Linked DNA regions of Homo sapiens: region 2 is linked to region 1. A link is an interaction called in ENCODE POLR2A ChIA-PET data of the cell type or tissue named here. Cell type or tissue: GM12878. All regions are shown on one strand. Links, peaks and the distances in the headings refer to the core of each region. The heading gives the core; the rest is flanking DNA. Region 1 has its middle 22 kb from the start of ATP5MC2. Region 2 overlaps ATF7-NPFF (ATF7-NPFF readthrough).

Evidence for each region. ChIA-PET counts read pairs that join two places held together with the same protein. Peaks named below come from ENCODE experiments on the same cell type or tissue, not always from the same donor. Only the 100,000 strongest peaks of a DNase experiment are listed, where the experiment ranks them.
Region 2: POLR2A ChIA-PET joins it to region 1 with 10 read pairs; 7 of 35 experiments call an interaction of 5 or more read pairs at or near these places.

Annotation. Positions count from the first base shown.
Region 1 is chr12:53,689,685-53,706,166 of GRCh38, forward strand. No RefSeq gene overlaps it. Among named protein-coding and RNA genes, the nearest start is that of ATP5MC2, 22 kb to the left of the region's middle. RefSeq lists an enhancer at 12,101-12,395. In GM12878, for the core only: no CTCF peak of the experiment used is centred there; a DNase peak (open chromatin) is centred at 6,747; H3K4me3 peaks cover 554 bases; H3K27me3 peaks cover 1,641 bases.
Region 2 is chr12:53,608,746-53,625,227 of GRCh38, forward strand. All of the region lies in intron 1 of ATF7-NPFF (ATF7-NPFF readthrough), which reads right to left. The region is part of intron 1 of ATF7 (activating transcription factor 7); the gene reads right to left. Among named protein-coding and RNA genes, the nearest start is that of ATF7, 9.4 kb to the right of the region's middle. In GM12878, for the core only: no CTCF peak of the experiment used is centred there; no DNase peak of the experiment used is centred there; H3K4me3 peaks cover 2,065 bases; H3K27ac peaks cover 1,118 bases.

The DNA.
Region 1 (16,482 bases), core at 3,292-11,291:
TTTTGCCAATTGTGTCATTCAGGTTGGTCGATTATGAGAACTATGTTCATCATCATAATAAAAACAGCTATAATTGAACACTTATTGTGTGTTAGACATTGTGCTGATTCCTTCCTTCCTTCCTTCCTTCCTTCCTTCCTTCCTTCCTTCCTTCCTTCCTTCCTTCCTTTCTGATGGAGTCTCACTCTGTTGCCCAGGCTAGAGTGCAGTGGTGCCATCTCAGCTCACTGCAACCTCTGCCTCCCGGGTTCAAGTGATTCTCCTGCCTCAGCCTCCTGAGGAGCTGGGATTACAGGTGCGCACTACCACGCCTGGCTAATTTTTGTATTTTTAGTAGAGACGGGGTTTCACCACGTTGGCCAGGCTGGTCTCAAACTCCTGACCTCAGGTGATCTGCCTGCCTTGGCCTCCCAAAGTGCTGGGATTACAGGCGTGAGCCACTGAGCCCGGCCTGATTTCTTTACATTAACTATCTAAATCCCAACTCCGTGAAGTGGAAACTATTATCATCCCTACTTTACAGAAGAGGGAACTAAGTCACAGCTAGTAAGTAGGAGAAGCTATATTTGAACCCAGGAAGTCTGATTCCATACTGTGCTGTCTATAAAAGAAACTGGGAGAGTGGAGAATTGAGTTTTTGAGGTGGCCCTGCCATTCACTCACTGAGTGAGCCGCAGAAGTCATTTCAGCTCTCAAGTCTTCAGCCCCTTCTGATCACACAGGGACAGCCCCAGACCTAAGGTTAATTATTCTGAATTCAAGGCCAGTGCTCTTTCCACCAGCCTCAGCTGCCTAAATCTGGTGGTGATGATCCTTTAAATCTCGTCTTTCTTTTCTCTTTTCTTTTACTTTTTTCTTTCTTTCTTTTTTTTTTTTTTTTTACATGAACAATTATACTGCAGAAGAATCTCATCTTTCATCTCCCTGTGGTATCAGGGGCAGCCTGTAGTATTACCATTTACAAGATGGGTGTCCTTTTTCTTTGAGATGGAGTCTTGCTCTGTCGCCCAGCCTGGAGTGCACTGGTGCGATCTCGGCTCACTGCAACCTTCACCTCCCAGGTTCAAGTGATTCTTCTGCCTCAGCCTGCTGAGTAGCTGGGACTACAGGCATATACCACCATGCCTGGCTAATTTTTATATATTTAGTGGAGAAGGGGTTTCACCATGTTGGCCAGGCTGGTCTTGAACTTCTGACCTCAAGTGATCTGCCCACTTCGGCCTCCCAAAGTATTGGGATTACAGGCATGAGCCACTGTGCCTGGCCAGATGTCCTTTTTTGAGAGATTAAGTGTGAAGACTTTGATGGCTTCACGAAAGGCTTGGCTGATGGGGGAGTGTAGAGAGAGCTGCGGAAGAAGGACCCCTGATGCTAATTTCTTCCTGTGACACCGTTCCTCAATTCCTAGGTTTATTAATTATTATTATTATTATTATAGAGACAGGATCTCGCTCTGTTGCCTAGGCTGGAGTGCAGTGGTGCCATCATAACTCACTGCAGCCTCCACCTCCTGAGCTCAAGCCATCCTCCCACCTCATCTTCCCAAATAGCTAGGAATACAGGCATGCACCACTGATATGGTTTGGCTCTGTGCCCCCACCCAAATTTCATCTCGAATTGTAATCCCCATGGAGGGACCTGGTGGGAGTTGATTGGATTATGGGGGCAGTTTCTCCCATGCTGTTCTTGTGATAATGAGTTCTCAAAAGATCTGGTGGTTTAAAAGTGTGTGGCTTTCTGGCCGGGCATGGTGGCTCACGCCTGTAATCCTAGCACTTTGGGAGGCCGAGGTGGGTGGATCACAAGGTCAGGAGATCGAGACCATCCTGGCTAACATGGTGAAACCCAGTCTCTACTAAAAAATACAAAAAATTAGCCGGGCTTGGTGGCTGGCACCTGTAGTCCCAGCTACTCAGGAGGCTGAGGCAGGAGAATGGCGTGAACCTGGGAGGCAGAGCTTGCAGTGAGCTGAGATCACGCCACTGCACTCCAGCCTAGGCGACAGAGCAAGACTCTGTCTCAAAAAAAAAAAAAAGTGTGTGGCTTTCTTCACTCTCTCTATCTCCTGCTGCCCTGTAAGACATGCCTTGCTTCCTCTTCACCTTCCACCATGATTGTAAGTTTCCTGAGGCCTCCCCAGCTGTGCAGAACTGTGAGTCAAATAAACCTCTTCTGTTTATAAATTACCCAGTCTCAAGTACTTCTTTACAGCAGTGTGAAAATGGACTAATACAACAACCATGCATGGCTAATTTTTTATTTTAGTAGAGACAGGGTCTTGTTATATTGTCCAGGCTTGTCTCGAACTCCTAGGCTTAAGTGATCCTCCTGCCTTAGCTTCCAAAAGTGCTGGAATTATAGGCAGGAGCCACTGTAATAGAAATAGAAACCATTTCTAGGTTTATATATATACTTTCATGGTTGTAAAGGTATATCGGCACAATTTCTAGGTTTAAATGAGAACATTTCCCAGTATACAGAATGCTTGCTATCAAGAGTTCATTCACAGAGCATATAACCAAAACCAGGCTATGACTAAAAGGAAGGGGGTGGGTCCATTTTGTTTTTTTCAGAGACATGGTCTCACTCTGTTGCCCAGGCTGGAGTGTAGTGGCACAATCATAGATCACCGCAACCTTGAATTCCTAGGCTCAAGTGATCCTTCTGCGTCAGCCCTCTAGTAGCTAGAACTACTAGAGATGGGGGTCTCACTGTGTTGTCCAGGCTGGTCTCAAACTCATGGCTTCAAGCCATCCTCTGGATTTGGCCTCCCAAAGTGCTGGGATTATAAATGTGAGCCACTGTGCCTGGCCTTTATTTTTTTAATTATTTTTATTTTGAGGTGTCTGCTATCCACAGACCCCTTCCTCCACAGGCACTGTTCCCAGCTCTCCCTGTATCATCTCCTCTATAGGTCTCTTTCTGTTGCCTAGGCTGGAGTACAGTGGCACGATCATGACTCATTATAGCCTTGACCTACTGGGCTCAAGTGATCCTTCCACCTTAGCCTTCCAAGCAGCTGGAACTAAAGTTGTGTGCCATCATGCCCAGCTAATTATTTTGTTTTATAGTGACAGGATTTTGCTATGTTGTCCAGGCTGGTCTTGAACACCTGGCCTCAAGTGATCCTCCTGCCTTGTCTTCCCAAAGTACTGGGATTACAGCTGTGAGCCACTGTGCCCAGTCCCCAATTCGTTTTTGACTGGATAGTTGGATCAATACCATTAACAGACTGAGACCAAGTAACAAGAAAGAGCAGGCAAAGGCTGACTTCTTTGAGGAGCCTCCACATAGAAACCAAAGCTGCTTAAATCTTCCACTTTGTCCTTTCATAGATGGAATTTTGCCTCCCGCATATGGAGACAAAGGATGATAATTTTATTTATTTATTTTTTAGACGGAGTCTCGCCCTGTCACCCAGGCTGGAGTGCAAAGGCACAATCTCAGCTCACTGCAACCTCTGCCTCCTGGGTTCAAGCGATTCTCCTGCCTTAGTCTCCCAAGTAGCTGGGACTACAGGTGCGTGCCACCACGCCCAGCTAATTTTTGTATTTTTAGTAGGGACAGGGTTTCACCATGTTGGCCAGGCTGGTCTCGGCCTCCTGACCTTTTGATCTGCCTGTCTCGGTCTCCCAAAGTGCTGGGATTATAGGTGTGAGCCACCATGCCTGGCCAGAATGATAATTATCTGAACAAGTGAGCATGTCTGGCTGGCTTCAGTCAGTGTTTTAAACTTGTGCTTAGGCCAGGCATGGTGGCTCATGCCTGTAGTCCCAGCACTTGGGGAGGCCGAGACAGGTGGATCACTTGAAGTCAGGAGTTCGAGACAAGCCTGGCCAAAATGGCGAAACCCCGTCTCTACTAAAAATACAAAAATTAGCCAGGTGTGGCGGCAGGCGCCTGTAATCCCAGCTACTCGGGAGGTGGAAGCAGGAGAATCACTTGAACTCGGGAGGTGGAGATTGCAGTGAGCCGAGATTGCAGGACTGCGGGACTGCACTCCAGCCTGGGTGACAGAGCGAGACTCCATTTCAAAAAAATGAAATTTAAAAATAAAATTGTTGTGCTTAAATAAAAATTGGTTTGCTATACTCCTCATGTTGTTATTTGACTCAGCTCTCCCTCTTTAGTTTCCCTTGCCTGTGTGTCTAGGGTAGCTGTGTATTTTGTTCTCACCATATATATAAGGAAAATACAAATATATTACATACACATGCACACTGATCCCAAACCGCTGGTCCCCAGGCCCTCAGCTGCAGCCTGACATAGAAGTAGATGCTTCAGAATTTCCGCCTAGGGCAGACTGGCTGCAGCCTCCACTGAGGTGCCTGCTGGTGTCCTTCTGTAGGGCTTCTTTACCACCAGGCAGCCTGGCAGGACGTCATTTTTTTCTCTGCCCTCATCACCTTCCCTGGCTTCCAATTTCATCTTGTCATTTTTCAGAATCATTTACATGGTTCTCCTGTAGGCTTTTTTTTTTTTTTTTTAACTTTCTCCATTCCTGCATAAAATTCTATAGAGACCAGGGAGGGAAACCCACCATCTCTCTCTCTCTCCCCACTAACCCCTTTCTGTCTGTCACACACACACACACAGTGGCAGGCAGACTTCATCTCTCCCCTAACCTTGCCATGCTCCCAAATAGCAAATCAAGATCACTTCCCTTTTAGGAGATGGGTCCATCCTTTTGGTGGATTCACCCGAGGTTGCTGAAGGGCCGAAATTCTGAAGCATCTACTTCTATGTCAGGCTGCAGCTGAGGGGACCAAATGTTTGGGGTCAGTGTGTGTGTGTATGTCATGTTTTTGTAAAGGTATTTTCCTTAAGCAGAAGGTAGCTTTGACTGTAGGTTAGAATTCTAAGTGTGAGTGGGAGGGGAAGTTGGGGGGTGAGGAAAAAAAGTCCTGTTCTGACCTTTGCGGATGGGGATTCCAAGAGAAGTCTTGGTCCTTGCCTTTCTGGGAACCCTCAGTCTATGTGGGGAAAACTCCAGGTCAGATGGGGTGAACCAGAGGGAACAATGCACTTCTTCACAAACCAACATATAAACACTTGCGAATGAAATCACGCAGAGACATTCATCAGCTTCAAAAGGAGAGCGGAACTGGGAAAGGAGTCGGCAGAATTGAGAGAGGAGAATTTGGGAAAGCTTCTCCATGAGAGCGGTGCCTGGAGAGGTGGGTTGGGAACCGTCGCTGAGAATAAGGCACAGGTCAGCCACCTTTCCCAGCATCTCCTCCTCGCAAACCCCAAGCCAAGGCAAGCTGGATGAAGCGCTCCCTGGGCAGGCCCGGCTCTCCGTGTCCCTCCATCACCTGACCCCGCTGGCTCTCGCAGACCCCTTCCTCCACACTCACTCCTCCCGGCTCTCCTTCTATAATCTCCTGACATCTCTTCAAATCCAATTATTGAATTAATTGACGTACGAACCCAGAGGCAAACAGAAAGGGGCGGCAAACACTGGGCGGCTCAGATTTATCCTTCGGCCTCCGCAGGGCCCGGCCGGACGAGATTTACTGGGCCTCGAACACGGCGACAGTTCAAACCTTTGATTAATCATGTTTTTCTGCCTACCCCATAATTTAGTTGCTCTTTTTCCCTCCCTGCCTTTTTTTTTTTTTTTATCAGCGGAAACAGAGACGGAGTCCTCATCAGCTTCAATTACAAATATTAAGGTCCCGGACAGCACTTTGACAGAGAGGCGGCCAGCCCCCCACTTCGTACCACCCCCCTAAATCATCTCCGAATTAACATCACATCGGCGGCTGGCGCGTGTTCAGATTTAAATGGTGGCATATTGTTCGCGGACGGTCTAGCTCAGAACCGCGAGCTCGCAGCTCCCGCGGCGGGCCCCGCCTCTGCCCACACCGGCCCCTGCGGCCTCCCGGGAGGCTGTGACTCAGGAGTCGCGGGAGGCTCCGACTCAGGAGTCGCGGGAGGCTCCGGGCCCTGTCTCCAGCAGGGGGCTGCAGGCGAGGGCGCGCTGGGGCGGGGGCGGGCGGGCTGCACAGAGGGGTCGGATGTGGGGCGAGTTGGGCAGAGGAAGAGGAACCGCAGATGCCGGGTGGCGGGAGAGGGGCTGGGGCTGCAGGGAGACAGGTGGGTTTGGTCGGGGTTGGGGGTTAGGAGGGGAGGACATGCTCTCTGCAAATTAGGTGCAAACGAAGGCTCAGAATGAGCGAGTTTGGGAACGCCACTACACAGACCTTTGGGTCTGGGATTTTGACCCCTCGCTGGATCTGGAGGGCACCCTTGGGTGGAGAGGCCAGGAGGTAGGGAAATCTCTTGCTCCTTGAGTCATGCGATATGAATGAAGGACGGGTGTGGAGCAAGATTTCTCTATTTCCTGAGCATGTTAGAGAAAATTGGTCTTAAACTACAGCCAGAAGGCTTGAAGATAGTCTTCTGGAAGACCTGGGGTGAGGTTGAAATACCCACCCTCCCCGCCCCCGGGGGGCTTTCGGACTAGAAGTCCCTCGAAATAGCCAGACTTCTTGGAAGGCTTTTGGGGGAACACATATAACTATTGGGCTCTGTCCCACTCAAGAGAAGGAGAAAAGGGAGAGTCATTCCTCTGACCCCATCAATCCTTTGAGAATGAAGGAGCTCAGGAAGAAACATGTCAATCCAGGACTCTAGGTTTCCAGATATTTTTCTATTCATCTGTCTCTTCCCTCTTGTCCGCATCAATCTCCAGGACCCGATTTCTGCCTAGCAACATCACAACCAATCAAGATGCAATTAAACCTGTCAGTTCGGCTCATCCTTAACTGGGATTGGCTACTCGCAGTATGCTTATCCCAAGTTTTCATTGGCTGACGGCCACCTGTATGGAAATAAGAATTACCCGGGACTCTCAGGCCCTTCTCAGCCGTACCGACCTGTGGCTTAGTGCGCTGAAACCTGCAAGGTCGGAGCCGAAACTCCTGGGCTTGCTTGTTGTCCTGCCTTCTCTTCCTCAAAGGAGATCTCTTGAATATTGCCTTTTCCCTCTGCGCCCTGCCTAAGGCCTAGTCTGAAAGAAGTCCGACCAAATAACCTGAAATAATGCGGATTTGCATGCTTTCTGTATCTTCTTTGCATTCTCTAGGTTCAAGGTCAAGATTTTGCCCCTTCCCTCCAATGCCGCCAGTGTTCTAGCCCCTTTCTTCCACGTCCACCTAAGGGGCAGCTTCTCTCCGTGTGAAGTTCCTCCGTCCCGCCCCGGGTTTGCCAAAACCCTCCCTTCTGGCTCAGCTTCCTCAATTCCCTACCGACCCTCCTCCATTTCAAGATCCAGGCATCTCGCAAAACAATCCAGTTTAGGAGGGAGTTAGAGGGGGAGAGGACCCCCCCCCCAAAAAAACCCTCCATCCTCTCTCCCCATCCATTTTCTCCGAGGGAGCCGAGTTTGACAGCGAATTCATTCCGAGCGGGGAGGGTGATTTATTCTTCAAATATACCGACAAGTGCGGGCATGATGGAGCCCATTAAAATGTTGGGAGATTGTTTTTATGATTGAAGTCTGTATTACTCCAACCATAAAGAAAGAGAGCAAGGAGTCATTAGCATTTTCATGATGGTGTATTTCTGCTTGTCTCCGCGCCATCACTCATCTTTACTGCCCGTCCCTTTGCTCTCGCGCTGCTACAACGAGGAGAGACTGCAGCCTGAGTCGGGGCTGGGGATGGGGGGAGATGGGGGCCAGAGATCCGCGCCCCCCACGCCGCTGTGCCCTTCACGCCAAATCCTCACCCTCCCTGAGACGCAGATCGGGGGTGAGAGGCTGGAAACAGACGTAGGGCCTCAGCTTCCTTCTGCGGCTCCTCCTGCCCTTGAAGTGTGGGAGCAGGGGGTCCTGCCCAAATGGTGCTTGGAGATCTGAGCACAGTGGGGTGGTGGGGGGTTACACCCCTTCCTTTCTCTGGCTCTTCACTTGCTGACCTACACTGAGAGCTCTTCAGGGTTATCCACATAGGAGTAAATTCAAGAATTCCTGGCTGAGTGCCTTGGGCTGGAGACATCAGTGTAGGAGAGGGCAAGAGGGAGGAGACCCCAAATCCTTGGGTTTGGAAAACTGGGTTGGCAGGAAGTTGGGAGCCCGGACATTTGGTTTCTGTCTCTGCGATCCCCTAAAGGGCCCTTTGACCTTGCTCCGGGATAAGTTCAAGCCTCCAGTCTCCACCCTGATTCCCCAGCTCCTGCTCCCTCCTAATTCCCTAAATCCTGGACTCTTTCTACACAGTCATTTACAACCAGACCCTCCAGTACTCCAAGGAGCTAATTTACACCCTCCATGCAAATAATGGAGATCAAAATAGTTACTGCCAAGGAATGAGCTTAGAGACAGTTGGCTATGTGTAAAACACTGCCTCCAGATGCCCGAGGATGGTTGGAGTCCCCTGTCCTCATCTCTGTTGTCTTCTTCTTGTTCTTCTTCTTGTTCTTCTTGTTCTTCTTGTTCTTGTTCTTGTTCTTGTTCTTCTTCCTTCTTCTTCTTCTTCTTCTTCTTCTTCTTCTTCTTCTTCTTCTTCTTCTTCTTCTTCTTCTTCTTCTTCTCCTTCTTCTTCTTCCTCCTCCTCCTCCTCATCTTCTTCTTCTTCTCCTTCTTCTTCTTCCTCTTCTCCTCCTCCTCCTTCTTTTTTTTTGAGATGGAGTCTCGCTCTGTCGCCCAGTCTGGAGTGCAGTGGCGCAATCTCGGCTCACTGCAACCTCCGTCTCCCAGGTTCAAGCGATTCTCCTGCCTCAGCCCCTGGAGTAGCTGGGATTACAGATGCATGCCGCCATGCCCGACTAATGTGTGTGTGTGTGTGTGTGTGTGTGTGTGTGTGTGTGTATTTTTAGTAGAGATGGGGTTTCACCATGTGTGTATTTTTAGTAGAGACGGAGTTTCACCATGTTGACCAGGCTGGTCTGGAACTCCCGACCTCAAGTGATCCACCCACCTTGACCTCCCACAGTGCTGGGATTACAGGCATGAGCCACCGCACCTGGCCTCATCTCTGTCTTCTGATAAGACACTAACATATAGAAACATTCATTCCAGGTTGGGCACAGCCTGCCTGCATATCTTATTGCCCCCTATTTGAGTGGGGGTTGGTTGGCATATAGGCTAGGTTAAAGGGTGATGGGGAAGAGGAGGCAGAAGTAAAGGTGGTGAAGTGGAAGTGGTAGCTAGGAAGACATTAAGAGTGATAATAAAAATTAGTGGACCCCCTTCCTGTTGGTCTACTGCTTTCCCATTTTATTTTATTTTATTTTATTTTATTTTATTTTATTTTATTTTATTTTATTTTATTTTATTTTATTTTATTTGAGATAGAGTCTCACTCTGTTGCCCAGGCTGGATCAGGGCTCACTGCAGCCTTGACCTCCTGGGCTTAAGCAATCCTCCTGCCTCAGTCCCTGGAGCAGCTGCATCCACAGGTGCATGCCACCACACCCGACTAATTGTGCTTTCCCATTGATGCCTCACAACAACCTGAGAGGTAGGTTTCATGTCCTCCATTTCACAGAAGAAGAAACCAAAGCTCAGGTTGGGAGATACCCAAGGACAATTAGGTGGTAAACAGAAGAATCAAGATCTGAACCTGGACTGTCTTCATCACCTGAAGCTGCCTGAGAAGGAGTTCAGGGTCTCTAAAGTAGAAGCCAGGATGACTAATAGCTCCATATAATTCATCTGGGTTCATAAGAAAGTGAGGAAGTCTGTCTGGTAAGAGCTTAAGAATTTTGAGAGAAATTTTACTAGAAATATTTATCTCGTGGTGATTGGGTCTAGGTAGTCGGGTAGTTACTATCATTGCTGGGATCTACCTCTCCCTAATCATTTAGTGAACATTTATTAAGCATCTACTATGTGTCTTCTTTTGATTGACCCCACCCTCCCCTTTCTCCACTTCCCCTACTGAGATGGGTACCTAATAGAGTTCTCAGGTCCTGGGCAGGGGTAGAGGCCCAGGAGAAAAGGAAGGTGTGGAGGTGAGAGCCCCCCATAGCCTGCACAGTGCCCAGAGGCGGCTGCAGCGGTGGCTCCAGATTTATAGCTGCCCCGGTACTGATGCAATAAAAGGAAACGATCCTTTTCTGTACTAATTTCTGTGTAATTAGATCTCTCCTGGCATGGAAAGTGGGGAGTGGGGGTGGCCAGGAGGGGAGGGTGCCAAGGACTCTTCACAGAGTCCTCCTTGGGAGGAGGGACTGCTGGACACACATGGCTTCACGTGGGGCTGGTTGGACAAATGGATCTGCACACACTGTGATGCACACAGGAAAGCAAGGAGGTGGAGGAGTCTTGATATGTCAACACACTTGTGTGCAGGATGGGGACAGACAAACCTGGGATCCTGCACAAAGATCCTGGAGCCAGAAGAACTAACTCCCGGGTAGTCTGTACACACAGAAGATATTGAAATCCTCAGAGGAGCTGCATACAGATTTCCCTGTACTAAGCTAGACACCAAGACCCCAGACCCTTGTTCAGAGAGGCTTGAACAGCAGAGAATTCCTTCAGATTCATCCACATTTACATCCACAGATACAAAACAATATATACATACACTTGCAGGAATACATATACATACATACACTTACTTGCATGAAAGCACATACACACCTCTCTTAATCAAATGCAAAAATTACAAAGTCTACACTTAATAGGAACTCAGCAAATGTTTGTTCCCTCTTCCCATCCTCATTGCCTGCCCACCTCCTATAGGCAGGAAACTAAAGGATAAAAAAAGCTCTTTCCTTAAGTAAGGTTTTCTTTAAAATACTTGAAGATGGATACTATGAAGCCAAGACAAAGATGAATCAGACAAAATCAAGAAAAACGTGGGGATGGTTAGTGGGGGAATGATTCTGGACTCTTTCCTCTCTTTTGGGAGAACAAAATCTCAGAGAGGAAAAGAACACCATTGTTATTATTACTACGCCCTTACCCCGACTCATGGTGACAAACAGTTACTATGGGTATGGCAGTAATGCCGTTTGGAGCGACACTTCTACCGAGCTAAGTATTCATCATGCACTTGAGTGTGTTTGTGGAGGAAGCTCAGAAGGCCTCTTATCCAATCTCCCTCTGCAGCCTGAATCTCTTTCACAGTCAGCCTGCTGGGGAGCCAGCCAGCTTCAGCTTCAGTACTCCTGCTAAAATGGAGCTCTTAATAAGCAGTCTGCCCCTATCGATGGACAGCTGCAGGGATTAAAATATTCTTTGGTGCAATTGAAATCTGTTTTCTTTTAAATTTCAGAATATACTATTTCTAACTACCTGTCATATCTCCTTGAGTTATTCTAATGTTTGAATACCAGTTCAATCTAAGCATTAATTGTCCCTCTACATTAGCAATAACAATTAGATACCCATTGGGAAAATCAGGAGATTTTGATCTCCACAGATGACTGTCATGTACTTATCTTAAACCCTTGTTCTAATGGGTAATTCCTGATTAACCTGAGTAATGAAAATGTATCACAAGAAAGAAAGATTTGTCATGCCTTGTTATCACTTCATAAGGCCATCTTTCTAGATACCTGCCATAACATCAGGATATTTCCATCCCAATAAAACATGATCATGATGTGCTTGGCTAATAAAAAGGAAAAAAGCCGTGTGTTAAAAATATGTTTAAAATGATTTGCATGAGTGGTGTAAATATAAACCACCACCATCATCATTGTCAACATTATCCCCAGTTTATTTGCCTTTTGAAATCCCTGCCTGACCTTGAGGGTGGGAGGTTGATAAAGGAAGAGGGAGGCAGAAAATTAGCATCTATTAAATGCTTATTATTGCTAGGCACTGTGCTAAACACTCACAATAACCCTCTAAGATAGGTATTATTATGCTCTTACAGATGAGGAAATTGGGCTCAAAGAAGTTCAGGAACTTGCTCTAGGTCATACAGTTAGTAATCACAGGATCAAGATTTCAACCCAGGTAAGTGTAATTCCAAAGTCTGCACTCTTTCCCCTACACCTGGACTGGTTACATTTACTTTGACCTCAGCAGTGCCTCACTGAGTGGATCTATGCTGCTACTGATGTGACACTGGTCAGGAGACATGCTGGGCTCAATGATCCTTCCTAGACACCCAGAGTCCCAGAGGGGAGCCAGAAGTTCTGAACCTGACCTTTGGGGCTTCTGTGTTCAGTCACATTACTGCCTTCACCCAGGAGTGCCCACACGTAATCATGGGCACCGTCATTGTTGTGTGCAGTGTCACATCCAACACGCATTTGGACTCACACAGGCTGGCTACACCTTCCCATCTCCCAGGCGGTGGTGTGTGCAGCCAGCAGGGGTCGCCGGCACACCAGGAATTACCACTTTCTGGGTTTGTCTCCTGGCCCAACAGGATGGAAATGTTCCTCTTCCTGTGTTCTTCTAAAATCTTACATTAATCCCTTGCCTTCCCCGCCTTTCCCTCCTATCTCCTCCTATCCCCACAGAGCCAGTAGGTTTCTTACGACAAGCTGGGTAGTAGTAGCCCAGTAAGTAACACCCTAAGCTGCTGAACCCCAACCTAGACCAGAGATCAGGGATTCTGGCAGCCAGTTCTGCTTCAGGAATGGCCAGGGAGCTAAGAAGCCTGGAACACCCAAGCTTCTGGATCAGCCTTGGCTGGGGAGGACTCTCCCTCCTCTCAGTGCTTCCTCCAACTCATCTCAGCATCTGCCACTGTACCTGTCTTGACCATTCTTTCCTGTCTCAACGTCCATGTAAGCATCTGTCTCAGGATCTTCGGACCCTCAAGGCCCTGTAGCTCCCTCATCTTGGGAGGGCCTAAGAATGCAGGAGGAGGCAAATCTCTAGTGATCTGTGGCCAGGGGTTTCAGAGGAGAAATCATGGTTTGGGTAATACAGGGGAGGGATCCAGGTACCCTGCCTCACAACAGTAAGTGGGGGCCAGTCATTTGCTATCTGTAGGAAAGGAGTCCAGACACTGTCTGTGGAGGTAGCTGTGTCTGCCTTTTGGGAGGGACATCTCTTTTCTGCACCTCGTCTCTCCCCTGCTATAGCAACAGTGCCTCAGCTTTTCCATCCCCCCATCTCTCTGTTGACCCCCTCCCCTCAACTCCTGGAGCCCACTGATTGGCGGCTGCCTGCTGCAGGGCCAGCTAGGTTTATGGCTTTGCGGCAGCTGGGGAGAAAACGAGGCCAGAGACAGAAAAATGGAAACCTATCAAGAAATCAAGGATGGTGAGAGTAAGAGAAAGAGAGTCAGAGATAGAAGCAGAAAGACTCCAAGAATAATAGAAACAAAAAATCAAAATGATGAGAGGCACAGACTGAAGCGGAGACAGATACAAAGAAAATTGTAGAGATACTGATAAAAGATGATGAAAAGGTGATAGGGATGGGGAGAAGAGGGAGAGAAAAGCACAGACAAAACCATTAGGATAAATCCTGGGAGTAGGGATGTGCATGGCTTTCTAGGGGGACAGGAGTTGCTGGTAGTAGGTAGAGGCTGAGGCTGTCATTTAGGGACTCCCAGAAATCATTTGGTGGTACAGAAGAGGCTGGAGGATCTTGCAGCCAGTCCCAGTTCTCTCCACACCTGTTCCATGTCCATTTCCACACCCTCCTCCTGGAGTTGTTTTTGTTTGTTTTAAGACAGAGTCTCTTTCAGGCTAGAGTGCAGTGGCATGATCAGGGCTCACTGCAGCCTCGACCTTCCAGGTTTTAAGTGATCCTCCTGCCTCAAGCCTCCTAAGTAGCTGGGACTACAGACATGCACCACCATGCCTGGCTAATTTTTATATCTGTGGTAGAGATGGGGTTTCACCATGTTGCCTAGGCTGGTCTCGAACTCCTGACCTCAAGTGACCCACCTGCCTTGGCCTCCCAAAGTGCTGGGATTACAGGTGTAAGCCATTGCGCCCTGCCTCCCTCCTGGAGTTTTAAGGCTATTGCAGGTCCTCCTTAAGGATGACCCATGACCTAGTATGGAAGGATCTTGTTCCATGTTCCATGAAATGCAAGGGAAAACTGAGGTCTGAGATTTGGGAGGAATTTTAATATTAGAGCTACCCTTTTTTGAGCATGAAATAACTTGCAAGGTTGTTAGTTCTCTGTCATGGCATCTCATTTGACACATATCGCTTTTACCTTATATTACGGTTATTTCTCTGTATTGTCTTTTTGCTAATATATAAGCTCCTTAACAGCAAGATCTGTGTCAGCCCTTCTTTGTGGCTCCCACAGTGCCTTGTTCTTATTAAGTGAACCAATGAATGGCCCCTGGAGATGTTTAAGCAGAGGTTGGATGACTACCAACGAGAGATGTGGTCCAGGGAATTTCTTTACTGAATGAGTAACTGGAAATATATCTCTAAGAGCATTTTTGGTTTTGAGGTTCTGTGAGCCCATACATATGAACCGGGCTTTCCTGGTTCTTTCCCTACTTCTCCAAATATGCAGAGGTAAGAGGAAAAGTGGGAAACTCAAGATTACCAAGTACCTACCATGTGCCAGGCTTTGTACAAGGCATTTTACACATCTGATCTCATTCAATCTTCTCAATAACAGGCAGGTGTTAGCCACAGTTTGCAAAGAGGGCTTAAGATAGATGAAGTTTATATAGGGACATAAAGCCTGGGTGATTTCCATAATACCATGTTTCTTATAATTCGAAAGATTTACATAGTTTTAGAAAGGAGGAAAGGCAAAGAGGGAGTTGAGAAATGAAAGAAACAGGGAGAAGACATGGCTTCTAAATTCAGGGTTGGGAGAGAGATTCTGGACTCCAAGCCAGGAAAAAAAAAATCTACTTTTGTAAGTTAGAATAGGACATCTCTGCTGTCATGCGAGTATCAACAGACTTGGGGAAAGAAAAAGCGCGAAGGACCACGACAGGGGAATCCTGAAGATGGGGTATTGAGGACTGAAATCTTTTTTTAAAATTCCAGTTTTTAAAAAATAAATAGGGATGGGGGTCTCACTATGTTGTCCAGCCTGGTCTCAAACTTCTGGCTTCAAGCGATCCTCCTGCTTCAGACTCCCAAAGTGTTGGGATTACTGGTGTGAGCCACTGTGGCTGGCCTTGAGGACTGAAATCTTTGGCCCTGGGTTATGGGACTGGCAGTATGGGGCACAGAGGTGCAACAAAAATGCAGTCTTGGAGATTTCAGGCATTTGTTTTCCAGCTAGGAAGGATATTGTGAGTCTGAGGTGATTAAAGAACATTTGGGAGTCTGGGCATGTCCAGGCTGTGGAGGTCCTATTCTGTGGCAGGGCTTAGACCAGTGCTGTGCAGTAGAAATGTAATATGAATCAAACACATAATTTTAAATTTTCTAGTAGCCACATTAAAAAAAAAGGTAAAAAGATCCAGGTGAGGTTGGGCGCGGTGGCTCACGCCTGTAATCCCAGCACTTTGGGAGGCCAAGGTGGGTGCATCACGAGGTCAGGAGTTTGAGACCAGCCTGGCCAAGATGGTGAAACCCCGTCTCTACTAAAAATACAAAAAAATCAGCCAGGTGTGGTGGCGGGCCCCTGTAATCATTCCAGCTATTCGGGAGGCTGAGGCAGGAGAATTGCTTGAACCCAGGAGGCGGAGGTTGCAGTGAGCCGAAATCACACCACTGCACTCCAGCCTGGGCGACAGAGCGAGACTCTGTCTCAGAAAAAAGAAATTAAATGCTAACATTTATTTAAGCCGTATATCCAAAATGTTATTATTTCAATCTGCAATCAATATACACTTACTGAGCTATTTTAGGTTTTGTTGATACTAATTCCTTGATATCTGTTACATAATTTACATTTATATAATCTCAATTTGGACTAGCCACATTTCAAGGGTGGCTGGTGCAGCTGGCAGCTGCCCTAGTGGACAGCACAGGGTTCAGCTTTACATTTCTTCGAGTGTGCCTCACATCTGGCTAGCCAGAGGCAGCAAAATCTTTGATGGGGCAGTCCCAGACATCTCGGTTCCTACCCTTCATTTTTCTTATACTTTGGTTCAGAAGCCCTTGTGGCTTTTTTCTCTCTCTTTTTTTTTTTTGGCATAGTCTCACTCTGTTGCCCAGGCTGGAGTGCAATGGCATGATCTCGGCTCACAGCAACCTCTGCCTCCCAGGTTCAAGTGATTCTCCTGCCTCAGCCTCCCAAGTATTGGGATTACAGGCGCCCACCACCACACCCGGCTAATTGTTGTATTTTTAGTAAAGATGTGGTTTCACCATGTTGGCCAGGCTGGTCTCAAACTCCTGACCTCAAGTGATCTGCCCGCCTCGGCCTCCCAAAGTGCTAGGATTATAGGTGTGAGCCACTGCACCTGGCCTTGTTTTTAAAAATAGAGATGATGTCTCACTTGGTTGCCCAGGTTGGTCTCAAACTCCTGGGCTCAAGTGATCCTCCCACCTCGGCCTCCCAAAGTGCTGGGATTACAAGCATGAGGCAATGCACCAGCCTGAAGCCCTCATTTTTATGTCAGTCTGAAGACAAACTCCTAATTCCCACAGATCAGAAGAACTGTGTCTCTATTGCAGGTTCTG
Region 2 (16,482 bases), core at 5,632-13,631, 79 kb before region 1:
CAGTTACCACGTTTCAGACTCTAAGATAATTTAGCTGCCATTAAGCAAAGAGTACAAATACGAGATCTTCGCCACAGCAGTCTCAACATTTTATATTCTCCCTAGGATACTCAGTGCTGCTCTGATTTCCATTACATCTAGCAAAGTGACTTAAGATTCCAGTTAACACATGAACTGTGAGACTATAATGCAGGTTATGGGAACCCCAGAAAACAAAGTAGACTACTCAAGTTTTACTAGGCAGTAGATTATTTAGGTATTAAAATTTCTCTTCATAGGCCAGGTGCCATGGCTCACACCTGTAATCCCAACACTTTAGGAGGCTGAGGTCAGAGGACAGCTTGAGGTCCGGAGTTCAAGACCAGTCTAGCCAACAAAGCAAGAGCCTGTTTCTTTTCTTTCTCTTTTTTCCTTTTTTTTTTTTTTGAGACAGGGTTCTGCTCTTGTTGCCCAGGCTGGAGTCCAATGGTGTGTTCTCAGCTCACCACAACCTCTGCCTTCCAGGTTCAAGCGATTCTCCTGCCTCAGCCTCCCAAGTAGCTGGGATTACAGGCATGCGCCACCACATGCAGCTAATTTTGTATTTTTAGTAGAGACGGGGTTTCTCCATGTTGGTCAGACTGGTCTCCAACTCCCGACCTCAGGTGATCTGCCCGCCTCAGCCTCCCAAAGTGCTGGGATTATAGGCATGAGCCACTCCGCCTGGCCACGAGACCCTGTTTCTTAAAAAAAAAAAAAAAAAATTAGCCATGCACAGTGGTGTGTGCCTGTAGTTCCAGCTACTCGGGAGCTCGGGAGACCGAGATGAGAGGATCCCTTGAGCCCAAGAGTTCAAGGTGGTAGTGAGCTATGATCACACCACGGCACTCCAGCCTGGGTGATAGACTGGGACTCTTAAAAAAAAAAAAAAAAGTTCATAAATTCTGGATTAATTTTCCATTGAATTATTTAGCATAATAATAGTTTAGCATATATTATCTCAATACTAAATCAAATGTCCCAAAAGGATATGCTGAAAGCATATATGTACCACTATAATCTTAAACTAATTAGCCTTATTGTTTTAAATGTTATGCTTTTTTTTTTTTTTAGACAGGGTCTTGCTCTGTCGCCCAGGCTGGAGTGCAGTGGTGTGATCTTGGCTTACTGCAACCTTTGCCTCCTGGGTTCAACAGATTCTCATGCCTCAGCCTCTTGAGTAGCTGGGACTATAGGCACGCACCACCACGCCCGGCTAATTTTTGTATTTTTAGTAGAGACGGGGTTTCACCATGTTAGCCAGGCTGGTTTCGAACTCCTGACCTCAAGTGATCCGCCCGCCTCGGCCTCCCAAAGTGCTGGGATTACAGGCGTGAGCCACCGTGCCCGGATTTTAGCCTTATTGTTTTATATTAGTGTTTTGTAAAGCACTTGCTAACAGACTGGAAAACTGAGGCAGAGAGTTACAAAATATATATAGACAAAAAAGGTCAAGGGGTTAAGGTCAGTCTGATCCTAGTTACCTGTTCTCATACATTCCAAACGAGATACAAAAATGGGCCAGGTGCAGTGGCTCACACCTGTAATCCCAGCACTTTGGGACGACGAGGCAGGTGGATCCCTTCAGGCCAGACGTTGAAGACCAGTCTGGCTAACATGGTGAAACCCTATCTCTACTAAAAATACAAAAATTAGCCGGGTGTCATGGCAGGCACCTGTAATCCCAGCTACTTGGGAGGGTGAGGTGGGAGAATCACTTGAACCCAGAAGGCGGAGGTTGCAGTGAGCTGAGATCACACCACTGCACTCCAGCCTGGGCAATAGAGTGAGACTCTGTCTCAAAAAAAAAAAAAAAAAAAGGTACAAGAATGGACACCACATCTATTTACAACCTCTAAAAAGTTGTCTACTTACAACTGAATCATGTTTTACCAACACTTCAGAGCGTAACAGGTACTGTTATATATGCTTATTATATATAAACATGTTACATATGCTTATTATATAAATAAATGTCCCGAAACATGAATTTGAGGGGCTACATGTTCTGGGGTATCATTTTATTTAGGAAAATTAAGTGATGCTCATAGTTTGTTTTTTATGGTGAGTTTTCTTGTTTGTTTGAGACAAGGTCTCGCTGTCACCCAGGCTGGAGTACAGTGGCATGATCACAGTTCACTACAGCCTCGACCTCCTAGTTCAAGTGATCCTCCTGTCTCGGCCTCTTGAGTAGCTGGGACTATAGGTGCACACCACCATGCCCAGCTCATTTTTTTTTTTTGTAGAGACAGGGGGTCTTGCCATGTAGCCCAGGCTGGTCTCAAAATTCCTGGGCTCAAGCGATCCTCCTGCCTTGGCCTCCCAAAGTTCTGGGATTACAAGGGTGAGCCATTGTACCCAGCTAATATTCACATTTTTAACATTAAGCATGTTTTATTGTAATTATTTTAAAATTCATTATCCAGGCTGGGTGTGGTGGCTCACACCTGTAATCCCGGCATTTTGGGAGGCCAAGGTGGGCAGATTACGAGGTCAGGAGATCGAGACACTCCTGGCCAAAATGGTGAAACCCCGTCTCTACCAAAAATACAAAAATTAGCTGGGCATGGTGGCACGTGCTCCGGAGGCTGAGGCAGGAGAATCGCTCAAACCAGGGAGTTGGAGGTTGCAGTGGGCCGAGATCACGCCACTGCACTCCAGCCTGGTGACAGAGCGAGACTCTATCGCAAAACAAACAAACAAACAAACAAAATTCTTAATCCAGTAATAGTATATATGATGAGTTAGCAAACTTCAACTCATGGGCAAAATTCAGCCTATCACCTATTTTTATATGGCCCACAAGCTAAGAGTAGTTTTTACATTTTTCTTTTCTTTTCTTTTTGAGACAGAGTCTCACTCTGTTGCCCAGGTTAGAGTGCAGTAACGGGATCTTGGCTCACTGCAACCTCTGCCTCCTGGGTTCAAGCAATTCTCATTCCTCAGCCTCCTGAATAGCTGAGATTACAGGCATGTGCCACCATGACCAGCTAATTGTTTTTCAATTTTTAGTAGAGACAGGTTTTCACTGTGTTGGCCAGGCTGGTCTCAAACTCCTGGCCTCAAGTGATCTGCCCACCTCAGCCTCCTAAACTGCTGGTATTACAGACATGAGCCACCACTTTCAGCCAGTTTTTACATTTTTTCAACGGTTGAAAAAAAATCGGAAAGAATATGTTGTGATATGTGAAAATTATAGGAAAACAGCTGCATTTTTGTTCTTATTTTTTGAGAAGGAGTCTCGCTCTGTCACCCAGGCTGGAGTGCAGTGGCACCATCTCAGCTCATTGCCACCTCCACCTCCTGGGTTCCAGCGATTCTCCCACCTCAGCCTCCCGAGCACCTGGGGCTACGGGCTCGCACCACCACACACAGCTAATTTTTGTATTTTTAGTAGAGACGGGGTTTCACCATAGTGGCTAGGCTGGTCTCGAACTCCTGACCTCAAGTGATCCTCCTGCCTTGACCTCCTAAAGTGCTGGAATTACAGGCATGAGCCACCGTGCCTGGCAGCTGCATTTTTCTTTTTCTTTTCTTTTTTAAGATGGAGTCTTTCTCTGTCACCCAGGCTGGAGTGCAGTGGCTCGATCTCGTCTCACTGCAACTTCCACCTCCCGGGTTCAAGCGATTCTCCTGAGTAGCTGGGACTACAGGCGTGTGCCATCACGCCCGGCTAATTTTTGTATTTTTAGTAGACATGGGGTTTCACCACATTGGCCAGAATGGTCTCAATCTCCTGACCTCGTGATCCACCCGCTTCAGCCTCCCAAAGTGCTGGGATTACAGGAGTGAGCCACCTTGCCCAACAGCTGCATTTTTCAAGGTTGGTGCTCTAAGACTACAGTTCTCAAAGTGGGCTCCAGGGATCCCTACAGATCTTTCAGGGGGTTCATGAAGGTTAAATCATTCATGAGTAAAAGATCTATTTAAACAGTAAGTTAGGCTGGGCAAGGTGGCTGGCTGGGCGCAGTAGCTCTCGCCTGTAATCCCAGCACTTTGGGAGGCTGAGGTGGGCAGATCACCTGCAGCCAGGAGTTCGAGACCAGCTTGGCCATCACTGTGAAACCCTGTCTCTACTAAAAATACAAAAATTAGTTGGGCATGGTAGCGCGCACCTGTAGTCCCTGCTACTCGGGAGGCTGAGGCACAAAAATCGCTTGAACCTGGGAGGCAGAGGTTGCAGTGAGCCAACCTCACAGCACTGCACTCCAGCCTGGACGACAGAGCGAGACTCTGTCTCAAGAAAAAAAAAAGGCAAGTGAGGCCAATGCATTTTTAAAAAATTTCCCAATGATAGCTATTTATCCTGAGCCAATGCATTTTAACATAGCAGTACTAAAAAGTTCACAGATGTGGTTTCAAATTCTATACCACAGCTAACCTTTATGAAACTATCACTTTTCAGATTTTGCTGTAGTATCAAAGAAGACTATATACAATTACCTGAAAATAATCCTTTCTTTTCCCATTACATCATTTTCTTCAAATACTTAAAATGACATATCTTAACAGATTGAATGCAGAAGCAGATATGAGAATCCAGCTTTTTTCTGGTTAGCCAGACATTAAAGAGATCTGAAGTTCTTCCCCCAAATTCTTTTTAAACAAAATAGTTATTTATGTTAACATGTAATGGGTTTGTTATTTTAAAGTAAATTAATAAATATTTTAAAAACTTATCTCATAATTGCTAATATGCTAAATATCAACAGATATAACCCAGATAAACAAATGCTCTTTGGAGTCCTCAATTATTATTTTATTTTATTTTTTCTGAGACAGGGTCTTACTCTGTTGCCCAAGCTGGAGTGCAGTGGCACAATCTCAGCTCATTGCAACCTCTGTCTCCCTGGCTCAAGTGATCCTCCTACCTAAGCCTCCTGAGTAGCTGGGACTACAGGAGTGCACCAACAAGCTCGGGTAATTTTTAAAATTTTTGTAAAGACAAGGTCTCACTATATTACCCAGGCTAGTCTCAAACTCCTGGACTCAAGCAATCCCCCCACCCCCACCTCAACCCCCCAAAGTGCTGGAATTACAGGTGTGAGCCACTAGGCCTGGCCCTCAATAATTTTTAAAAGTATTATGGGGTGAATTCCGAGACCAAAAAGTTTGAGATCCACTGCTTTAAGAAATACACAAGCAGTAGAGGGCCCTAGATTGATCAAACAGAAGGCTGAAATTAATTTCTGGATTTCAAGCTCAGACATGCAGAAACTGGCTTCAAAGAAAGGAGCCAGCTTAAATAGACCAAATAGTTTTGCAGCAAATGACTGAAAACAGATGAGAGTGAGAATTAGGCTGAATCATAAGTTAGGCAACACATAGCCAAAGCTTAGGAACCTACCTGGAAGCAGCTTCATACAGGCAACTACTTGAAGTTTTTTTTTAAGGCTTTCTAGGCTTTCAGAGGATTCCAGGACTATTTTGAGCTATCCCCAGAAAGGTTAATAAAGCAAAAACAAAGAAGCAACAACTTGCTAAAGTGACAGCAGGAAGCAAAGTTAGAAATAACTGGAGAACATTGTATTTATCTATGTTTGGCCTCAGTGTGCATTTTAGAAGTTGAAAAACTCCTGGAAACCAATAGGATGCTGAACAAAAACTAAACAAAAAATTTTAGTTTGTTCTGCCATTTTCAGATAAAGTATGATCCTCAAAACAATAAGCCAAAAGTAATCAACCCCAAAACACTGATCTTTTAAAATTACCTTTTAATTTAAAGGACCAATTTAAAATCTTAAACAGGCTGCAAAGAACAAAAAACCTGACAGGCTTTAATATTAAAGTATAAGATTGGTTCTGGATAGGAAATAGCTGCACTATCCCACAATGACAATCACTGAGACACTTAGAAGTTCTCAGGAAAAAATATTTATTTCCTAAGTCTGTCCACATATTTTCAACAGTGATCTATTTGGGGTTATTCCAATGCTCGCCAATTCACTCTCACCAGTCCTAAACATGTAAGTGTAAAGTATTACCAAACTACTATTGACCAAAACTTCAAAAAATAAGTTAAAGAAAATGGTGTTGGCTGGGCGTGGTGGCTCATGCCTGTAATCCCAGCACTTTGGGAGGCCAAGGCAGGCGGATCGCCTGAGGTCCGGAGTTCAAGACCAGCTTGGCCAGCATGGTGAAACCCTGTCTCTACTAAAAATACAAAATTAGCCAGGCATGGTGGCAGATGCCTATAATCTCAGCTACTCAGGAAGCTGAGGCAGGAGAATCACTTGAACCCAGGAGGCAGAGGTTGTGGTAAGCAGAAATCATGCCACTGCACTCTAGCCTGGGCAACACGGCAAGACGCCATCTCAAAAGAAAAGAAAAAAAAAAAGAGCTGGGTGCGGTGGCTCACGCCTGTAATCTCAACACTTTGGAAGACCGAGGCGGGCGGATCACAAGGTCAGGAGATTGAGACCATCCTGGCTAATATGGTGAAACCCCGTCTCTACTAAAAATACAAAAAAATTGGCCAGGCATGGTGGCGGGCGCCTGTAGTCCCAGCTACTCGGGAGGCTGAGGCAGAAGAATGGCATGAACCCGGGAGGCGAAGCTTGCAGTGAGCCGAGCTCGTGCCACTGCACTCCAGCCTGGGTGACAGAGCGAGACTCTGTCTCAAAAAAAAGAAAAGAAAAATAAAAAAGAAAATGCTGCTACAGGAGTCATGTTGGTACCAGAAATATGATGTTAAATAAAACCAACAAGGTGTTATTCAAGTTTGATAAAACTTAAATATTACTGGCAAGAAACTTGGTACCAACATGATTCATTTACAGTAATTACGTCACATTCAACAAATCATCCTGATTTTATAATATAGTTAGGGGCTGGATGCGATGGCTCACACCAGTAATCCCAACATTTTGGGAAGCTGAGGCAGAAGGATCCCTTGAGCCCAGGAGTTTTAGATCCCTGGGCAAGAGAGCAAAATCCTTTCTCTGCAAAATAATTAAAGATTGGCTGGATCGGAAGTGAGGGGGTGTGCGTCTGTAGTCCCAGCTACTTGGGAGGCTGAGGCAGGAGGACTGGAGGATCACTTGAGCTCAGGAGTTCAAGGCTGCCAGTGAGTTATGATCACGCCACTGCATTCCAGCCTGGGTGACAAACCCAGACCCATCTCTAAAAATAATGATAATAATAATGAGTCAGGCATATTCCTATTTCAAAAAGAATGGTTGTGCCCTATTTTTCAATCTGACAAAATGTTTTTTTCTTACTGCATGGTAATTTTAAGCCCTCCCCAAAAATTGACCGGTTTAGCACACAAACATTCCTCGTCTACTACAGCAAAAAGAAGCAATCTATCAGATCAGGAGAAAACAGTAAGGAATTCCACTCAAAGGAAGCAAGCTGGGTTTTGTGAGAAGGTGGGGCTGTGGCAAAACATGTGACCACAGATGTCCATGCCACAAGCTCATGAAATGACTTTCTAAGCTAAATCTTGGCTCCCGTTAGTTTACTTTTGGGTTTTTTTGAGCCAGGGTCTCACTCTGTTACCCAGGCTAGAGTGCAGTGGCGTGATGTCAGCTCACTGAAACCCCCGCCTCCCAGGCTCAAGTAATCCTCCCGCGTTGGCCTCCCAAGTAGCTAGGACTAAAGGCGTGCACCACCAAGCCCAGCTAATTTTAAAATTTTTTGTAGAGATGGGGTCTCCCTGTGTTGCTCAGGCTGGTCTCGAACTCCAAGCTCAAGCAATCTGCCCACCTCAGCCTCCCAAAGTGTTGGGATTACATGTGTGGGCCAACTCACCCAACCTACACTTTCATAGACTTTCATGATATTTATTAAGAAGAGATACAATATTGAAAAGAAAAAAAGAAACTTTATGCACATTCTGGTTTCAAATGTATGGGAACACTGAGGATTAAAATTGCCAAAAGATGAGAAAAGGCGTGGCCGGGTGCGGTGGCTCATTCCTGTAATCCCAGCACTTTGGAAGGCTGAGGCGGGTGGATTGCCTGAGCTCAGGAGTTCGAGACCAGCCTGGGCAACACAGTGAAACCCCATCTCTACTAAGATACCTAAAAAATTAGCCAGGTGTAGCAGCGTGTGCCTGTAATCCCAGCTACTCAGGAGGCTGAGGCAGGAGAACTGCTTGAACCTGGGAGGCGGAGATTGCAGTGAGCCGAGACCATGCCACTGTACTCCAGCCTAGGCAACAGAGAACGACTCTGTCTCCAAAAAAAAAAAAAAAAAGGTGAGAAAAAGCTAACAACCTGAAGTCAAGGGTTTGTAATGAGTTTTACTGTAAACTTATGTATTATTTCTTTCTTTGAGACAGGGTATCACTTTGTTGCCCAGGCTGGAGTGCAGTGCTGCAACCTGGGCTGGCTGCAAACTCTGCTTCCTGAGCTGAAGCAATCCTCCCGCTTCAGCCTCCCAAGTAGCTGGCGCTACAAACGCATGTCACCACACTCAGCTAATTTTTGTATTTTTTATAGAGACAGGGTTTTGTCATGTTGCCCAGGCTGGTCTCGAACTCCTGGGCCCAAGCCTCCCAAAGTGCTAGGATTATAGGTGTGAACTACTGTGCCCAACCAATGCTTATGTATTATGTCCTTCTTAAAACTACTATACTAGGCCAGGCACAGTGGCTCACACCTGTAATCCCAGCACTTGGGGAGGTCAAGGTGGGTGGATCATTTGAGGTCACGGGTGCGAGAGCAGCCTGGCCAACATGGTTGAAACCCCGTCTCTACTAAAAATACAAAAATTAGCCAAGCATAGTGGCAGGCAACTGTAATCCCAGCTACTCGGGAGGCTGAGGCAGAAGAATTGCTTGTAATCAGAAGCCGGAGGCTGCAGTGAGCCAAGATTGTGCCACTGCACTCCAGCCTGGGTGACAGAGCAAGACTATGTCTCAAAAAAAATTTTTTTAAATAATAATAAAAAAAAGACTACTATACTAACTCACCTTTGCTTTGGTTGGGAACCTTCGTTAAATGTTTGCCTACAAAATTTTAAAAGCTTATCTTTTTATACAAGTTTATCTTTTCATACAACCTTTCCTGAATTGTAACACTCATCCTTCATTTCCGAGGAAGTGATATAGCAAATACTTTCAAAATTGAATTGAATCTTGCCTCATTGTAAACAGGCAGTCAGTCCATTATACAGAAGACCAAAAAAAAAAAAAAAGTTTTTAAACAAAAGGACAAACAAGAGAAAGGAAGGAAACAAAATACTATGATTTAACAGGAACAAAACCCAACATTCTTTCAACACAAAGTGTCCACAAGGGAAATGTCGAAGAGAAAATGTCATGATAAAATATTTTTAAGATATAAAATGACTCCAATGCAAAATATTTGTTGTTGTTGATTTTTGTTTTGTTTTTAGCTCAAAGGAGTTATTATTTCTCGTCATTTATGTTCCTTACTTGTGTTTATCCATTCCCACTGGGTCGACAGAAACATTTCAATTTTATTTTCTTTACAGTCTATTTTTCTTCCTGATTCTTCAAGAGTAAGTTCCTTGATCTTAACTTCTATTTATGAAAGTTCTGGCCTGAAAAGAACCTTGAGGGGTTATCGAGTCCATCCTTCTGCTTTCCAGGAGAATTCATAACTAATGCTATCAGATGGATGAGAAGGTATCAAAAGAAAATGCATTGTTTCCCTGCCTAGTAGCATGCTAATTTAATATGCACATTCATTCACGATTTGCAATTTTTTAAAAACGAAAGTAAAAATTAAAATGCCAAAAGAGGAAGGTACTTAAAAAATGCATTTATCAGCTAAAATTGCTCAAACATAAATTCAACTGTCAGGTCTAAAATTAACAAGCAGGAAAAGTTGCTGCCTGCCAATGTAAAGTCTTTAGTCCCTAGAGATGTCTTCTGAAGTTGTATCTCATTTGTAGCACCCTTCACCTACAACACTTAGACCTGGCAAACTTAGACCATCCTTGCCAATAAACTACAATTATAAATGGCAATTGTGTGTGTGTGTGTGTGTTTATAGTTGGTATAGGTTTTTATTCCAAACAGAAAATGAAAAGTTAGGGTCGGACGCGATGGTTCTTGCCTGTAATCCCAGCACTTTGGGACGCTGAGGTAGGTGGATTGCCTGAGCTCAGGCGTTCGAGACCACCCTGAGCAACATGGTGAAACCCCATCTCTACTAAAACACAAAAAGTTAGCCGGGCGCAGTGGTGGGCACCTGTAGTCCCAGCTACTTGGGAGGCTGAGGCATGAGAATTGCTTGAACCTGGGAGGCAGAGGTTGCAGTGAGCCAAGACTGCACCACTGCACTCCAGCCTGGCTGACATAGCAAGACTCTGTCTCCAAAAAAAAAAAAAAAGAAGAAAATGAAAAGTTAGGTCTAAATTGGAGATGTCAACATTACAGGGAAACTACATAAAATTGTTTTCAGAGAGTAGTTTAATTCTTTCATTTCTAAGTTGAAATGTCCAGGGAATAAAGTTTTTTTCCTAAAAGAGTTTCCAAGGGCAGGTGGCTCACACTGTAAGCCCAGCACTTTGGGAGGCCCAGGTGGGCGCATCAACTGAGGCCAGGAGTTTGAGACCAGCCTGCAACATGGTGAAACCACGTCTCTACTAAAAATACAAAAATTAGCCAGGCGTGGTGGCATGTGCCTGCAGTCCCAGCTACTTGGGAGGCTGAGGGGGAGAACTCCTTGAACCCAGGAGGCAGAAGTTGCAGTGAGCTGAGATTACACCACTGCACTGCATCCTGGGAGACAGAGCGAGACTCCGTGTCAAAAAAAAAAAAAAAAAGAAAAAAAAAAGAAGAGTTTCCAAAACAAGCTGGGCATGGGGGCCCAGCCTGTAATTCCAGCACTTTGGGAGGCCAAAGCAGGCAGATCACCTGAACTTAGGAATTCAAGACCAGCCTAGGCAACATGGGAAACTCTGTCTCTACAAAAAATACAAAAATTAGATGGGCACGGTGGCGCACATCTGTAGTCCTAGCTACTCAGGAGGCGGAGGCAGGATAATCACTTGAGCCCAGGAGGCAGAGACTGCAGTGAGCCAAGATGGCGCCATTGCACTCCAGCCTGGGAGACAGAGGGAGACCCTGCCTCAGAAAAAAAAAAAAGTTTCCGAAACAGAATTTCATCTAATGTCAAAAAATCTGGCCAGGCACAGTAGCTCATGCGTGTAATCTCAGCACTTTGGGAGGCTAAGGCAGGAGGACTGTTTGAGCCCAGCAGTTCGAGACCAGCCTGGGAAACATGATGAGACCTCTACAAAAAATAAACAAAATTAGCCAGGCATGGTGGCATGAGCCTTTAGTCTCAGCTACTCAGGAGGCTGAGGTAGGAGGATGGCTTGAGCCTGGGAGACTGAAGCTGCAGTATGAGCCATGATTGTGCCACTGTACTCCAGTCTGGGCAACAGAGTAAGACCCTGTCTCAAAAAAAAACCATGGCCGAGCACGGTGGCTCACGCCTGTAATCCTAGCACTTTGGGAGGCCGAGGTAGGTGGATCACTTGAGGTCAGGAGTTCAAGACCAGCCTGGCCAACATGATGAAAACCCATATCTACTAAAAAAATACAAAAATTAGGCCGGGCGCGGTGGCTCACGCCTGTAATCCCAGCACTTTGGGAGGCCGAGGCGGGCGGATCACGAGGTCAGGAGATCGAGACCATCCTGGCTAAAACGGTGAAACCCCGTCTCTACTAAAAATACAAAAAATTAGCCGGGCGTAGTGGCGGGCGCCTGTAGTCCCAGCTACTTGGGAGGCTGAGGCAGGAGAATGGCGTGAACCCGGGAGGCGGAGCTTGCAGTGAGCCGAGATCCCGCCACTGCACTCCAGCCTGGGCGACAGAGCGAGACTCCGTCTCAAAAAAAAAAAAAAAAAAAAAAATACAAAAATTAGCCAGGTGTGGTGGCACATGCCTGTAATCCCAGCTACTTGGGAAGCTAAGGCCTGAGAATTGCTTGAACCTGGGCGGCAGAGGTTGCAGTAAGCCTGCCACTGCACTCTAGCCTGGGGAACACAGCGAGACTTCGTCTCAAAAAAAAAAAGAAAAAGAAAAAAACCACAACCAAAAGACAGTAACAAAATAACAACAAAAAATCCCTGCAACTATGAAGAAATATGGTTAATTTTCTATAATTATTTGAAAATGAAAAAAAAACAGGACTAGAAGTCTTGGAAATGGGAAAATTATAATTTTTTAAAATGTGGGGCAAGGGAGGTCGAGTACAGAAATCGTAGACTAGTGAAATATTATTTCTCAGAAAGATTCTAAATGAATTATTAAACAGATCACTTATGAACCACTGGCAAGTTATGCAGTGATCTATAAACAGTAGCATAAGATACCCAAACAGCAACTAATATGCAACTTCATTTTCTTTTTTGACAGGGTCACTAGCCTAGGAGTTCAGAGATGTCAGAGGCAGAATATACTGCATTTGGATTTCAACAAGATACCTCTTGCTATTTCATAGAAAATAAAGGTTAGATTATATAAAATGGCAGGTGGGATTCACAACTGAATTTTATCCAAAAGTTGACTAACAGGTTAATGTTAACATAATGATAGTCTACTCATGTTGTATAGCATTGTTCTACCCTTATACATGTTTACCAGTGACCTAAAACAAAAACACAGGTATCATGTTTATCAAATTTATCAATAATACAAACATATGAGAAATGGTCAAGAGGTGAAATGACATTATCAAGCTAAAACAACAAACCAAATTAACAAAATGATAATTACAGGGATAAATGTAAAGTTGTCAAAAAATCAACTACATGGCCGGCGCGGTGGCTCACGCCTGTAATCCTAGCACTTTGGGAGTTCAAGGTGGGTGGATCACTTAAAGTCAGGAGTTCGGGACCAGCCTAGCCAACATGGTGAAACCCCGTCTCTTCTAAAAATACAAAAAAAAAAAATTAGTTGGGTGTGGTGGTGCAGGCCTGTAATCCCAACTACTCTGGTGGCTGAGGCAGGAGAATCGCTTGAACCCGGGAGGCGGAGGTTGCAGTGAAACAAGATCGAGCCACTGTATTCCAGCCTGGGTGACAGAGCAAGACTCTGTCTCAAAAAAAAAAAAAAAAAAAAAATCAACTACACAAACTAATGTGATCTTAGGCTTTAAAAACAGAGGCATAGAGTGCAATAAAATAGAAGTTGTGATTCCCCCCGTAGTTTGTATTTATTAGATTATATCTGAGATGTTCAGACCTAGATGAGGAACCATAAACCACTCAGGTAACTAACTTGATGAAGAGCCTGATCTTTTATTTAAAATGTCACTTAAGAAATCGTACGGGCTGGGCTCAGTGGCTCATGCCTGTAATTCCAGCACTTTGGGAGGCCGAGGTAGGCGGATCACTTGAGGTCAAGAGTTCAAGACCAGCCTGGCCAAAATGGTGAAACCCCGTCTCTACTAAAAATACAAAAATTAGCTAGGCATGGATGGCGGGCACCTGTACTCCCAGCTACTCAGGAGGCTAAGGGACAAGAATCGCTTGAAACCGGAAGTTGGAGGTTGTAGTGAGCTGAGATCGCACCACTGCACTCCAGTCTGGGAAACACAGCAAGACTCCATCTCAAAAATAATAATAATAATAATAATAATAGAAATAGCTGGCCGGGCGTGGTGGCTCACACCTGTAATCCCAGCACTTTGAGAGGCCGAGGAGGGCAGATCACGTGGTCAGGATATTGAGACCATCCTGGCTAACACGGTGAAACTCCGTCTCTACTAAAAATACAAAAAATTAGTCAGGCATGGTGGCGGGCGCCTGCTAGTCCCAGCTACTCGGGAGGTTGAGGCAGGAGAATGGCGTGAACCTGGGAGGCGGGGCTTGCAGTGAGCTGAGATTGTGCCACTGCACTCCAGCCAGGGCAAAAGCGCGAGACTCTGCACTCCAGCCAGGGCAAAAGTGCGAAATTGCGTCTCAAAAAAAAAAAAAAAAATAGCTTAAAGAACTTGGGGTATTTACCCCAGAAGAGATGCCTCCTGTAATCCCAGCACTTTGAGAGACCAAGGTGGGGAGATGGCTTGAGCCTAGGAATTCCAGAAGAGCCTGGGCAATGCAGGGAGACCCAATCTCTACAAAAAATTTAAAAATTAGCCAGGCATGTTGGCATGCGCCTGTGGTCCCAGCTACTTGGAGGCTGGGAGGACTGCTTGAGGCCAAGAGTCCTAGTTACTCAGGAAGCTAGGACTAGAAGATAACTTTAGCCTAGGAGTTCGAGGTTACAATGATCTGTGATCACGTCACTTGCACTCTAGCCTGGGCAACATAGCGAGACCCTGTCTCTAAAAGAATGAAAGCGATAAGTGTCATGAAATACTTGAAGACTACCATGTTAACAAGGAACTAGATTTATTTATTGTGGCTTCAGATAACAGAGCTAAAGAGCTTCAGCACAATGTAAAAAATGTTCTAAAAGTAAAGCTCCAATAATGGAACAGGGTATCTGTGAAGTGGAGACTTTCTCCTTAGAGTATTCAAAAGTCAAAAGACCAACCGTCTTTTAACACATCATACCAACTCTGATGTGTTTTCACATATCATAAATTTATTTGATCCCTCCTAAAAAAACCTTAGGGGAAGGCAACATGTCAAAATGAGTAAATGTCAGAGAAGCTTAAAAATTATTTTCTTTGACATATTTTTAAAGAGACAGAAGACTTTTTCATGAACTCCAAAATCGTAGGACCATTTTCTGAGAAACCAACAACAAAAGAAATGAATGCTTTTTCCTTTTAAATGAATGCTGCATTTGTTTTTCTCAAAGAAACACCTGTACCTTAACTTTAGTACTTTTATTAAGGGATAAGGGACAATTATATACCAGTATGCTAACTAGTCTCAAGAAAAGAGCTAGCTTTATTAGACATTTACGTGGAGTTCTATCTGTTCCACCTAAAACTTCCTTGCAAGGAGAAGGCTCCTCCTTATCAGACGTGGATAGGAGGCTGCTGTAACACTAACTCCCTCCCACTGTAGCCTAGGAAAAACTCGGTCTTGACATGCACAAAACAATAACTTCTGAGAACTTCAGAGCAGCTGTGTTCAGACAGAGCCAGTGACTTTACTCCAGGCAAAGAAGTAGTTTAAGAGTTGGTTGAAAAAACAATTTTCATTTTGGGTTGGAAATGAGGAAAGGAAAGAGAACAAGATACAGTAAGTAGAGCTATTAACATTTTAAAACCGTGGTAAACAAACGTGTTTAAAAATTACAACACTGAAACTACCACAGGGTGTAAACTTTGATCCACAAGTTGAAAGATGAGCAGTGTTATCACTCTAGCTTTCTGCTAGATGGTAGCACTAGTGAGAAAAAAAAAATCTTGGGTTTAATAGTGCCCTAGTCAAAGCAATCACCAATTCTAGGGCAGAAGACCAAAACAAGGGACTCTGCTCTCTCACTGGGTAATTTTCTGTACTGCTGCCAGGCAAACTGGAAATGTTCTGAATGTCCAATAGCAATGCACTTACTGTGAAATACTAGAACCCAGCTCAGTAGTTAATGCTAACGGGTCAGCAATGAATTGGTCTCAATGTGCTATAGGGGCAACTTCTTGGCCAGGGAGAAAGGCTTCAGCTGATTGCAGAAAACCAAAGGTTAATACAACTACGTACTCTGGTTTCTCTTCATGTAATAGCTTTACTGATATTTCAGACATTATTTCCCTTCTCAAAAGTAAAAGGAGAAGAGAAGGAATGTAAAAGCAAAATCTACGCAAGAGCAAAGAAGTTATTAATTGGCTATATTAGTCCAATTCGTTATTAAATGATACACAACTATCAAACAAAGGGCAAAGCCCTGTCCCTTTTCTGTACAGAATTAAGAACTGGTAAGACTACTTAGCAGAGCTTGCAAACTTTTCTTTAGCTTCTTTTCTTACAGACATGTTACATTTCGCAAGAGCCTCCACTTACCTTACAACTTCCATGTGTAAGTACAAATTGTGTTTGATTTCCCCAGCCCTTGGCCTAAGATATTATGACATAGCTTTAGTTTCTGAGTCTGGACACAAAGGAAAAAACTGAACATTTTTCACTTTCCTGAAATAACATGTCTATTTTATTTACACTATTTAAAAACACATTATGTAAGTTAACTAAAACAAACTGCAACCACCCATTCGACAACTCTTCGAGAATGACTGGGGAAGCCACATTTAACAAAACAAACTTCATTTTAGTATATTTCTGCTTAGAATGCCCATAAAGACTGATATCGCTACAAGAATTACACTACTGCAAAATTTTTAAACACAGGACTCATGTGAGCTTGCTGAGAAAACTCTGCACACCCCCTACACACCTGTACTTAATATGACATGACCCTCAGAGATACTAAAACACCCTCTGTTAAGCAGAAAACAAACTTTTAAAGTTAGGAAAGTAGCAACGCGGGAATCTGGGTAGGAGGTGCCCTGGGTTGTAAACACCCCAGTCAGAGAACATAACAAGCAATTCAGAGCAACATATTAAGTCCCTATGGGGCTCCAACTTGGA